3 separate regions of the Homo sapiens genome follow, and all the other regions are linked to region 2. A link is an interaction called in ENCODE POLR2A ChIA-PET data of the cell type or tissue named here. Cell type or tissue: HepG2. All regions are shown on one strand.

Region 1 (4,000 bases), 110 kb after region 2:
CTCACCCTGCCACATCCAGACTTAAACAGGTCCAGTGGGCCACCTAGTCTGGTCACACGACACTCAGGGCTGCCAAACAGAAGGCTCCCCACATGAATGGGAGTACTGGGCCCATTCAGAGCCTGCTCTCTGAATTCACCCTGAGCAGAGCAAACCTAAGTGGACATTCTAGCAGCCTTAGCCTTCTAGACAGGACAATTGCAATCCCAAGACAATTGTAAAATGTAAGATACATGTTCAAGAGTGTGGGGACAGATAGCTACTCATTAATTTTTGTTTTGTTTGTGAGACAGATTCTCACTCTGTCACCCAGGCTGGAGTGCAGTGGCGCTATCTCAGCTCACTGCAACCTCCACCTTCTGCGTTAAAGCAATTCTCCTGCCTCAGCCTCTCAAGTAGCTGGAATTACAGGTGCGGGCCTGGCTAATTTTTGCATTTCTAGTAGAGACAGGGTTTTGCCATGTTGCCAGGCTGGAACTCCTGATCTCAGGTGATCCGCCCTCCTTGGCCTCCCAAAGTGTTGGGATTACAGGTGTGAGCCACTGCGCCCAGCCATTCATTTGGATATAGAAAGATAGAGTTTGCTAAAAACACTGGAGGGAACTGCTAGGTGCCTATCCCATAATCATTCCCCTTATTCCTTGCTATCAGAGCCCTAATGTTCTGTAATATTGGGCACCCACATGTTACACAGATTTCTTCCTGGCTCTAGGAAGTGGAAGTGGGGAGTAAATCTTGATTAATCTAAGCTGACTATCATAATTTGGGTTCCTTCTCAAGTAAAGTCAAATACAAAGAGTTGCTTCAAGTAGTTTATTTGGGAGGTGATCCCAGGAAACTGCCTGAAAACACAGCTTCAGAGATGAAAGAAAATGTCCATAAAGCATCAAGCACAAAGCCCTGATCACAGCAGGGAAGGATGTATGTCTAATTATTACCTTGAGATAGTTCCCTCCTGGTTTGGCATAGAGGTGTCTGGGGCTGGGTAGGATTTGTCACATGTGTGGCAGAATTAATGGTATCCTGATGTCTAATCACGTGATGGTGGGTTCATTTTCAACATTTGTAGGATATGCAGCCCCTGGGGCGAACCTGAGTGTTTGAAATGCATGGCAACAATGTTTAATTCATGGCAACAATGAATCAGTGCTCTAAGGAAGAAAGAAGTGAATGGCAAGATTGCACTTGCCCTGTAAGTGATGGGGCAATCCTCTCTTTCAGGGAGCGAGGGTTGGGGAGTGGGGGAAAGGCATGAGATTCTACTCTGTTGAGTTGTCTCACTGTGCTTAATGAAACTTTTAAAATATAATACATCTCTGGAAAAGGGTGGGAGAAAATGAGAATGAACTCCTGTGGAGCACTGAAAATCCACCTCATAGTGAGGAATTACTCTACCACAATCTTTTCTTACTTTCTCTCATGTTTCACTTAAGCACAGGACTGCCAGCCAGAAACTACATTTCCCAGCATCCCTTGCAGCTTGGTATGGCCATGTGACCACATTCTCATTAATACAGGGTGAGTGTGCCACATCCAACTCTTTTGTTCAAAAGAAATTGCTTTTCCACTTTCTGGAAGCTTTTGATGTAGTTTTGAGCATACAGAAGAGGGCTGGTTTATTCTAAGTATTGGGAACCCCTTCCTAAGGTCAAACTCTGAGGTTTAGGATGTCAAAGCATAGGCTTATCAAAAAAGCTTCTGATCACACACACACACACACACCGTTAATGCAACATTGACTTCCTCTAACAAGGCAAGTAGGGAGAGAGACGATAGCGGGAGAGATCTGGCTGGTCAGTCTTTCTCTGCCTCCTTTGCTGCTGACCCCAGGCAGTGTGTCTATGACCTCAGCTAGCAAGATTATTTTCTCTTGTCCATAGAAGGAGGTTGGACTCTCCCCCATACTGCATGTCAAAAACTGTAAAAGCCAGGTCAGCATTCTTCAAAAAGATTTATGAGATCAATGCTCCGTGCTCAGTAACAGTAGAGCAGAGCAGTCTGGACTTCTATGCAAAACCTTTCCTTAGAGAACTGGGGGTTACAGCAGCAAGCAGAACTGGGGGTTACAGTATTAGCTTAGATACACATTGGTGCCTCCACAGGCTTTCTTTCCAATGCAGACAACTTGTTTACACTGCTTGCTTTTTGAGTATAAACATTAAAAAAACTTTTCTTTGTTTCTTTTTTTTTTTTTTTGAGACAGGATCACAGGATCTCAGGATCTCACTCTGTCACCCAGGTTGGAGTGCACTGATGTGATCTCAGCTCACTGCAACCTCTGCCTCCCAGGCTCAAGTGATCCTCCTACCTCAGCCTCCAGAGTAGGTGGGACTACAGGTGCATGCCACCCTGCCTGGCTAATTTTTGTATTTTTTGTAGAGACAGGGTTTTGCCATGTTGCCCAGGCTGGTCTCGAACTCCTGAGCTCAGGTGATCCACCCACCTTGGTCTCCCAAAGTGCTAGGATTACAGTCATGAGCCACTGCACCCAGCCTAAAAACTTTTCTAAAAGACAACATATTCAAAAATAAATTTCATGGGAACATTTTAATGACATTTCTTAAGTTAACATGTTTCTGATTTGTCAAAGTGAAGTGTAAACACTGTCCAAATGTAAACACTTTCGAAGTGTAAACACTCTCAAAGTGTGTTGGAGAATACAGATCCTCTTATGTGGAAAGGAGTAGTGAGGCGGCCTTTAAACACTTACACAAAACACAAGCATTGCAAAGACATACTCTATGCGATAGAGAGGCAACAGGATCCTGAATGAACAGGTGTAGCCAAGGTGCTCTGCCAACGTGGACTTCCTGGACTGTGATTGGAAAGAGCAAAGGCTTCTTTCTTTCTTAAGCCACTGCATTTTTAAATTTCTTTCTTATAGCTGTCTAACCTTTATCCTGACAAATACACTGAGTAAAACAGAGCGAGTAGACAATCAACATTTGCTGAATAAATGAATAAATGTATAAGCAATGTGTTAGTGAATACAAATTTCCTCATACATCTAGGACAATGTAGCATCCTATATTGTTTTATTTGTTTCTGGGACAGTGTCTCCAAAGATAGCTCCAACCTGAACAGGGTCACACTGAGTCACATTGTGCCTGGGTAGGAGTGCCAGCTGCAGAGGGGGGTGATGGGTCCACCTCTGTGTCATGCAACTGCTAGTGTGACACTGAGAAATTAGGGTAGGAACTCTGGCCTCCAGGTGTTCTAAGAAATACAGACAGCAGCATCACCTACTACCCCCATCACAAATGTTTATGTGTCAGAGGTTTTTAAGAGAAAAATTAAGCAGATGGTAAAATAAAGACTTGATTAAATGTGATTTCTGGCCGGGCGCGGTGGCTCACGCCTGTAGTCCCAGCACTTTGGGAGGCCGAGGCGGGTGGATCATGAGGTCAGGAGATCGAGACCATCCTGGCTAACAGGGTGAAACCCCGTCTCTACTAAAAATACAAAAAATTAGCCGGGCGCGGTGGCGGGCGCCTGTAGTCCCAGCTACTCGGGAGGCTGAGGCAGGAGAATGGCGTGAACCCGGGAAGCGGAGCTTGCAGTGAGCCGAGATTGCGCCACTGCAGTCTGCAGTCCGACCTGGGCGACAGAGCGAGACTCCGTCTCAAAAAAAAAAAAAAAAAAAAAAAAAAAAATTGTGATTTCTATGCTTTGTCTTGTATGCACATTACACTTTTTGTGTGCAATCAACATGTATGCCATTTCTTATGGATAATGAGCTCATTTTGCCAGATCCATTTACAGCTAATAACAATCAGCAGTTACAATTATTGACATTCTCTTAGTTGGCAACTTCTACCACAATGAACATTTATTGTCAACTCTAATAGATAGAGAAAACTGTTGCAGAGAGCTACTGAATTAAGTCTTAAGGTAAAAATAGTCTTTTTTTGACTGTAGACATTTTGATCCAACCACTACAAGAAAAACATTGGAGTGGATTTCTCAGAAGAATACGGTGTTTACTAGGATGAAGGGGGAA
Region 2 (4,000 bases):
TTCATAAAAGTTCAACTTTGTAAAAGTGTTAACACTGGAGAAAGGATGACATAGAGTAGACAAACAGAAGCACAGCAGCAGCTGCCAGTGGACGGGGGAGGAGGGAATGGGGAGTGGCTGCCTAAAGTGTCCAGAGCTTCAGCTTGGGAAGATGTAAAGTTCTGGAACTAGACAGTGGAAATGCATGTACAACACTGTGAATGTGCTTAATCCCACTGAAGGGTGCACTTTAAAATGGTAACAGTACTAAATTTTATGTGTATTTTACCACAATTTTTTTAAGCGCATGAAAAAGGAACAGACAATATTTGAGTACTTACCATACTGAGCACTCTATGTGTGCTATGTCCCAACAATGCTGTGAAGTAAATATTATTATTATTATTGTTTCTTATTATTTCTTTTTTTGACAGAGTCTCGCTCTGTTACCCATGCTGGAGTGCAGTGGTGTGATCACAGCTCACTGCAGCTTTGAAATCCTGAGCTCAAGTGATCCTCCCACGTCAGCCTCCCAAGTAGCTGGGAACATAGGAATGTGCCACCATGCCTGGCTATTTACTTTTTTTGAAGAGATGGGGTCTCACTATTTTGCCCAGGCTGGTCTTGAACTCCTGGCCTCAAGTAATCCTCCCACCTCAGCCTTCCAAAGTGCTGGGATTACAGATGTGAGCCACCGTGCCAGGCTGAGGTAAATATTATTATCCTCATTTTACAGGAAGAAACTCTACCTCATGAAACAAGGCAATATAGTTTCCCCAAATTGCACACAACCAGTAAGCAGTGAGGCCAGGATTTGAACACCAGCTGACAGCGCCTCCAGGGCTGGGTCTCTGCAACGCTTAGACCGACTCACGCTTAGAAAACTCACTCATGTGAAACTTGCGTAGCTGAATAATGCTGGAAGCTGAGGTGTTAGAAAGCTTAGGTGAAGTCAGTAAGAGAGTCTATATAAATCTTGACTCTTCGAAGCAGGTTTTTAATAAAGGATAGGAATACTGAATTGTTTTGGAACACTAAAATGTTCACACCTTCATTTTTCATGATGTAGTGGACGATTTGCCCAACAGTGTCACTGTTTTCATTCACACTGTCATTCAATTCTGAAAGAGAAAAGAGGAGGGGAGAACAGGTTACAATTGGTCACCAGCATCAAGTCAATCAATCTTAGAACCCAAGACCTCACTGAACAGTTTCCAGAAGCCTCAGGAGATCACCCATGGTGCTACAATTCTAGGCTTTCTCCCTCCAGCCCCAAACTTCCTAATGCATAACAAGCATAAAGAGAAAGTATCAAAGCTGTCCATCTATCTCTTCTGAAGTTCAAATACTCACTTTCCAAGACAATAATTTGAAAATGCATTTGTACCAGTCTTCATTATTATTTCTCTCTCATCATTTTCTTAAAGCCTTATGAGAAATGGGAAGAAAGCTCATTAAAAAAGAAAAAGATTCTCCTTGGATTTTATTTTAATTGCAGACTTACTATATCAATTTACAATATTAATTTCCTTTTTAAATTGGATCATAATTCTTCCATGTTCATCAGACTGCTGTATCCTCTGAAATACACTTTCAAATTACCTACATTCAGGGCTTGGTTATGTGTCCACAAACTCAGTTTACTTTGGGGACTCTGTACCAGGAGCATACATGACGGTCTTTGGGAAAAAAAGCAAACCACTCTGAAACCAATCTGCAAAATTTGTTTCAATAAGAACGAGGAAGGGTTGAAACGCTCCATCCTAGTTCACAGAGAATGCATCAAGGTGTGCAGTGTCCTACTCATTTACCTGGACAATGCCTTCTCCATCCAAAGGTCAGCTTTCCTCCACGTGAACATGCATGTTTGGTTAGACAGCTCAGAAGCTGGCTGCTAAGCCAACCTACAGAGCATCTGGGAAGGAGGAGAGGGGGAGGCTCCACTTTCTGTTGACAAACACTTGGCTTTGGTTTGCTCACAGGCTCATACATGACTCATCATGCAATCCTGTTCCTTCTCAGCCTCAAAGGTCAGTGGGGGTGGGAAAAACCAACAGTCCAGCAAGCTGGCAAGGAACGAGGAACCTCCCCTCAGCCAGCCCTGCTTTGCCTGAAGGGCGACCTACTCCAATGTCACCTTTCTGCAGAAACTGCCCTTAGCAGGGCTGAAAGGAATAGGGGGAGTCACCTACTACCTCTCAAGGCCCAAGTCAGGAAACATCCCTAAAGATGATGGGAAAGAAACATCAGTGGCGAAAACAGGATTTCGTCTCCCCGGTTTTTCTAAACACTACCTTATGACTCCACATTAGGAGAAACAGATGAGACAGCCTGAAGTTAGTACTAAGGCACCAGCTCTTGTCATACTTTTTTCTGCACTGTGCACACGATCGTTTACTTAATAAACATAAATTCCAATCACAAATATTTAAGATAGAACTCCCCCAGCAAAAGTAACACCACAAACATGGGGAGACCTATTTTAATTTTTCCTTCACTCTTATTCGAATCTGATTCCATAATAATAGTAAGGATTAATATTTAATGAGTAGTCATATATTCCAAATACCAAATGCATCTTTCCTCTAAATTTCACAGAAACCCCAAAAGGTAAGGATTATTTTCCTCATTGAAATTAAATTAAAATGTCAAATGAATAAGATTAAATTAATTAAAAATACATTTAAGTGAAATTATACATGGCAGAGATTCAGAGCACACAATAACTTGTCTAAGGCCACAGGGCAAGAAAGGGTGCCCTATCTGGCAGGTATTCAGTAATGAAAGCAAGTTTTCAAACTAGGTGTGATTACTGCACAATCTGCACTTACACTACACTGCACCACCTGCCACTAAAATGGATCATTCTGCCTCAGAGAGATGGAAAGCATATATCACTGGTTTCATATTTAAAAACTGTCTCCTCACCCCCAATAAAAAGAGCCCTGGTTATTTACCTATCTTTTCAACCTTTTCCTCTTCGATATCTTGCTCTGCTTCTGTTGTACAACGATAGCCTTTCTTCTTAAGCAGGTGGCAAATGAGGACGCCAAAGAGACCCATGATAAAGAACACAGGGACAAGCGCGTATGCAATATATTCTGGGTGTCCATTCCCAGTATCGTTGCTGGGCGACGGGGTCGTCTCTGTTCTGGAGTGCAATGTGCGGCTGCTCCCATTGTCTACAGAAAGAAACATGCATGCTGCATTAGATATCTGTCCAGGGCAAGAAAAACCTAATGACTCTCAGGTAATGTTCACAGTAAGTCAGGGTCTGCTCCCGAAACCACAGGCCATGCAGACTGGTGGGTCCAGCTGCACAGGCAAAAGATAGCCCAGGTTTGAGCTCAAACAGTCTGAGTTTAACTCTGCTACTCATGAACCAGGTCCCATGCTGGGTCATTTTTTAAAACATCCTTTGAAGACAGCTTCTTCTTCATTGTGGAATGAGTATACAGGGTTGTCGTGAAGTGTCCAGCACAGAGTAAACACATAAACATTACATGTAACATTACAAACACAGAATGAACACATAAACACTACATGTAACATTACAAATATTACATAAACACTACATTACATTATAGCACAGTTCTTAGTGATTAAGAGCATGGCCTCAGAACACTCAAGTTCAATTCCCAGCTCCACCATTTAGCAGCTGTGTGACAATGGACAAGAACTTAACATCTTGATGCCTTGGTTTCTTATGAAATGGGCATACAAATACTACCTACTCACCCTTCTAGGATTGTTATAAAGATGAAATAAATTATTACGTGTAAACTAGCAAGCAACATAGCAAATATTCACCCACATGCCAGGCACCATTCTAGGCACTTGTGATGCAGGTTCATCACACTGAGCAAAACAGGCGGAGATTTGTTGTCCTCATGCAGCTTACATTCTAGGAGGATTTAGTAAACTAGCAGATCTAGAGTATGAAGAAGAGGGAAAAGTCAGGGATAGCATCAAGATCTTGGCCTGGGGTGCAAACATAAAAATGGAAGTGAGTGCACTTGTT
Region 3 (4,000 bases), 81 kb after region 2:
AGTTATGGAGGCAAAGAGCATGGGCTTTGGAACCAGACAGGTTAGGATCAGATTCTAAACCTGCTGCTGGCTCTGTGACCTAAGCAAGTCATTGAACTTTTGCCTCTGTTCCATTTGCCTCTGTTTCCTCATACAGAAGATAAAGATAATAACAGTTCTTACCTCCTGAGTGTGTTATGATGATTAAATACATTAAAATGTGTAAAGAACTTCCACACCAGACTCACAGAATGTACTCTGGAAAAGTTATATTACACTATCCTATTTTACCAATTTTATCAACTGTGCATACATATTTATTTTTCACATTTGAGCCTCACCAAGATCAGAATGCTTTAAAACATCAGTGATGTCTTAAAATCATATCTAACTCAGATGACAGTTGTGTTGGGGTTGTGTGAGAGCCTCACAATGACACTTTCTAATAGAAATGCCCACATCAAAGAGTTTTAGTTTCCACAAAACAAGGACATCTACTTGTGTAAAATAGTTGAGGGCAAGGATTTTAAAATCACCTGCCTGGTTCTGCCACTTCCTGTGCCCTTGGGCAAGTTGCTTAACCTCTCAAAGTCTCTCTTTGTCCATCTGTAAATTAGTAGTAATAATGGTCTCTACCTCACAAAGTTGTGTCATCATTGAATTCCATAATGAATGGAAAGCATTTAGCCTGTTACATAGTAAATTCTAAATAATAATAACCATAAACATTTTTTAGCACTTACTAGGTACCAGTAACTACATGTAGTAATTGTGTCCTAAAGCCTTCACGTGACTAAATTTATTTAACACTTCCTCAAATCTTACAACAGGATGCTAGAATTGTCTGTATTTTATAGGTGACGAAACTGAGGCACAAAAGGGTGACAATTTGTCAAGGTCACACTGTTGTTAAAAGGTAGAGCCAAACTTCAGAATCCATGCTCTTCTCCTCTAGGCTCCACTGCTACTCCACTGGAAAGAACAACTTGAAAGGAACAACTTGAAAAACAACACTTGGATGCATGTGTTTTTTGAAACAGAGTTTTGCTCTTGTCGCCCAGGATGGAGCACAGTGGCACGATCTTGGCTCACTGCAACCTCCACCTCCTGGCTTCAAGCAATTCTCCTGCCTCAGCCTCCCAAGTAGCTGGGATTACAGGCACCTGCCACCACCCACCGCTAATTTTTGTATTTTTAGTAGAGACAGGGTTTCACCATCTTGGCCAAGCTGGTTTCGAACTCCTGACCTCAGATGATCCACCCACCTTGGCCTCCCAAAGTGCTGGGATTACAGGCGTGAGCCACCACACCTGGCCCAGATGCATGTCTTATGAGCCTTGAAGAGATACTGTGCTGGGGGAGGTGGGGAAGGGGCAGAGGCGGGGGAGGTGTCCGTCTGCTTCACTGTAACATCCACCAGCCTTACCTCTTCCTCTAAGGAAATGTTCAGCAAATGATTGAACAAAGTACCCATTATTTTAGTCCCACCTGGGCTGTCCTTTGTGGAGCTCAGCCAAATCCCCGCAAGGACCGGTAATTGCAGAGTTTTCAAAAACTGGACCCTGTGGACTGGGCTGCACACTGGGGTCTTTATCCATGAACAAACAATGCTGAAGAGAGAGCCCTCTTGCTCCAGGCAATGGAATGCTCACAGTGAAGAAATGTGAAACAGTTTCTCTTTGTGGTGAAACTCTAGCTACCCAGCCAGGCCCACAACCTACACTCTGCTGTCAGGAGGTCAAGAGGGAGAATGGGGTATGGAAATTTGCAGATAAAGAACTGGAAAGCCAGCTTGGGTTAATGGCCCTCAGCTGACTGCTGGCAAAAATCTTTGTTTCCCCTGAAGTAGGCTGAGTTTCTTTCTGTTCCTCTTCCCCGGTATCCCTTCAAGCAGCACTGGGAAAACAGCACAAGGGTGACTGTAAGATGTAAGGAGCGCTCTGAGGTTGAGATACTGATCTCAGGGGAGTTTTTCCTCTGGTTGGGTGGGATCTAGAGCTGACATGGATTGCTCTGGAACTGTACAAGTGTTCTGCACAGTAGTGGCTTGACTTCGGGGCAGGTGAGTTGTCATTAGAGCAGGAGATGGGAAGGGGATACAGGATAGCCTGGCAGGAGAGGTAGGCCAAGGCTAACTGTCAGGATGCTTCAAAGGCAGGGCTGAGCCTTACAGTGGCTGATGTATCTAGGTCAGTGCTTTTTAAATACAGATGTCAATCTTGAGTTCTTGTTCATATATAATTATCTCTATAAGACATTTCTTAACTTCTCTCATGGTCCTAAGCATAAAATAAGTCATAAAGCTTCAGGGAAATGTTGGGTATATTTTTAATTAGGTGAAAAAACAAAATACTTTTCTTGATCTTCTTCTCACTACTTATAAATTAAAGTGTTGGTTCTAAAATAACAAGAACCCTGGCTTTTTCTTCATTGTCTTCTTAGTACCTAGCACGTGGCAGGTATTTAATATAAAATTTTTTTGAGTCAATGAGGAATAAAATTACTATCCAAGAATAAGTGGGTTCAACTCTGGTTTTGCACACAAACACGATTACTACAGCAGTGATCCATCTATCCCTGAGCTTCCAGTGGCACTTACTGTGTCTCTCTCTATCCATCTTGAGGCCACATTTAGCATTTTGACACATCTCTCCTTGTACCTTCTGGCCAGATGTGTAACTTGAAAGGCAAAGCTATAGCTATGAAAAAAAGAGCAGTGGTTTCTAAGAGTTGGGAGTAGAGGGTTGAAGAAATGAAGCACAAGGTTTTCTAGGGCAGTGAAATTATTCTGTATAATACTGTTATGGTAGATACATGACCATATGCATTTGTCAAAACACATAGAACTTTACAGCACAAAGAGTAAACATTCTGCATGCAAATTTTTAAAGAATCATTTAAGAGGATGGGGGATCCTCAGTTGGAATGCAGATTGCAACAGAACCACCTAATTATATTACAAAAGTGTGAAACAATTTCACTGCAGGGGGTTGGGGAGAAAAGTCCTGACACAAGTAACTTTGGATGTGAGCAGAATCTGTAACACTAAGGGCAAAGGAAACTGTACATAAGCACTATAGTTGAAAAAGTTATTTTCCCATAGGTACAGGTTAACAGTGTAGATATATGTAACAATACACTACACATGTAAGCTGAAATTAAACAATTTAGGAAATGGATAATTTCTCATGGTTACAGTGGGAATTTACAGGTAATCAACTGGAGGAGGCTATAGTCATCCATGTGCTAATAGTTCAGAGTTCAAGAGATCAAGTATAAACTGTGTTTAACTTAATATAGATATAGATGGTGTCTTAGTTTGTTTCATGCTGCTATAACAGAATACCTAAGGCTGGAAAATTTATAATGCACAGACATTTATCGACTCACAGTTCTGGAGGCTAGGAAGTCCAATATCAAGGTGCTGGCATCTGGCAAGGGCCTTCTTGCTGCATCATCACACGGAGGAAGGTGAGAGGGCAAAGAATAAGGGCAAGAAAGGGTAGAATTCACCCTCTTATAATGGTACCAATCCCACTCATGATGGTGGAGCCCTCGTGGCCTAATCACCTCTTAAAGGTCTCACCTCTTAATACTGTTACAATGGCAATTAAATTTCAATGTGAGTTTTGGAGGGGACAAACATTCAAATTATAGCAGATGGTTATATATAGGAATATTTATATATGTGTGTGTATATACAGGTTAATATACATATATCCTTTATCTGTCATCTGAAAGGGCCTAGAAGTAATGACACCATAGTAGCCATGAGCACAGCTAGTAACCAGATTGTGGTTTCTAATATCATTCTCCAGCAAAGAACTCAGGGCTCCTTGGAAAAATGGCTGATTCCAGGACAGGGGCAGGAAATATACAGATTGATCCTGGAGCATCTTGTAGTGCCAGAGACTAAGAAAGTGTTAAACACACACACACAATTAGGGGGTGTTCACAGTCAAATGGACACAAGAGCCAAATGAAAGAGTGCCCAAGAGCCAAAGCTGGAGAAATTTGATCA

The links. ChIA-PET counts read pairs that join two places held together with the same protein. Peaks named below come from ENCODE experiments on the same cell type or tissue, not always from the same donor. Only the 100,000 strongest peaks of a DNase experiment are listed, where the experiment ranks them.
Region 1: POLR2A ChIA-PET joins it to region 2 with 5 read pairs; 2 of 35 experiments call an interaction of 5 or more read pairs at or near these places.
Region 3: POLR2A ChIA-PET joins it to region 2 with 5 read pairs; 2 of 35 experiments call an interaction of 5 or more read pairs at or near these places.

The regions. Positions count from the first base shown.
Region 1 is chr4:37,761,335-37,765,334 of GRCh38, forward strand. LOC105374406 (a long non-coding RNA gene) reads left to right here. Exons shown (of 3, transcript XR_001741505.2): 2 at 1,070-1,192; 3 at 1,434-2,491. Among named protein-coding and RNA genes, the nearest start is that of PGM2, 63 kb to the right of the region's middle. In HepG2, no CTCF peak of the experiment used is centred here; no DNase peak of the experiment used is centred here.
Region 2 is chr4:37,646,340-37,650,339 of GRCh38, forward strand. It overlaps RELL1 (RELT like 1), which reads right to left. Exons shown (of 7, transcript NM_001085400.2): 2 at 2,937-3,161; 3 at 1,029-1,100. Among named protein-coding and RNA genes, the nearest start is that of RELL1, 38 kb to the right of the region's middle. RefSeq lists an enhancer at 1,934-2,078 and a cis regulatory region at 2,000-2,013. In HepG2, no CTCF peak of the experiment used is centred here; a DNase peak (open chromatin) is centred at 1,962.
Region 3 is chr4:37,727,744-37,731,743 of GRCh38, forward strand. No RefSeq gene overlaps it. Among named protein-coding and RNA genes, the nearest start is that of RELL1, 43 kb to the left of the region's middle. In HepG2, no CTCF peak of the experiment used is centred here; DNase peaks (open chromatin) are centred at 518 and 1,588; H3K4me3 peaks cover 725 bases.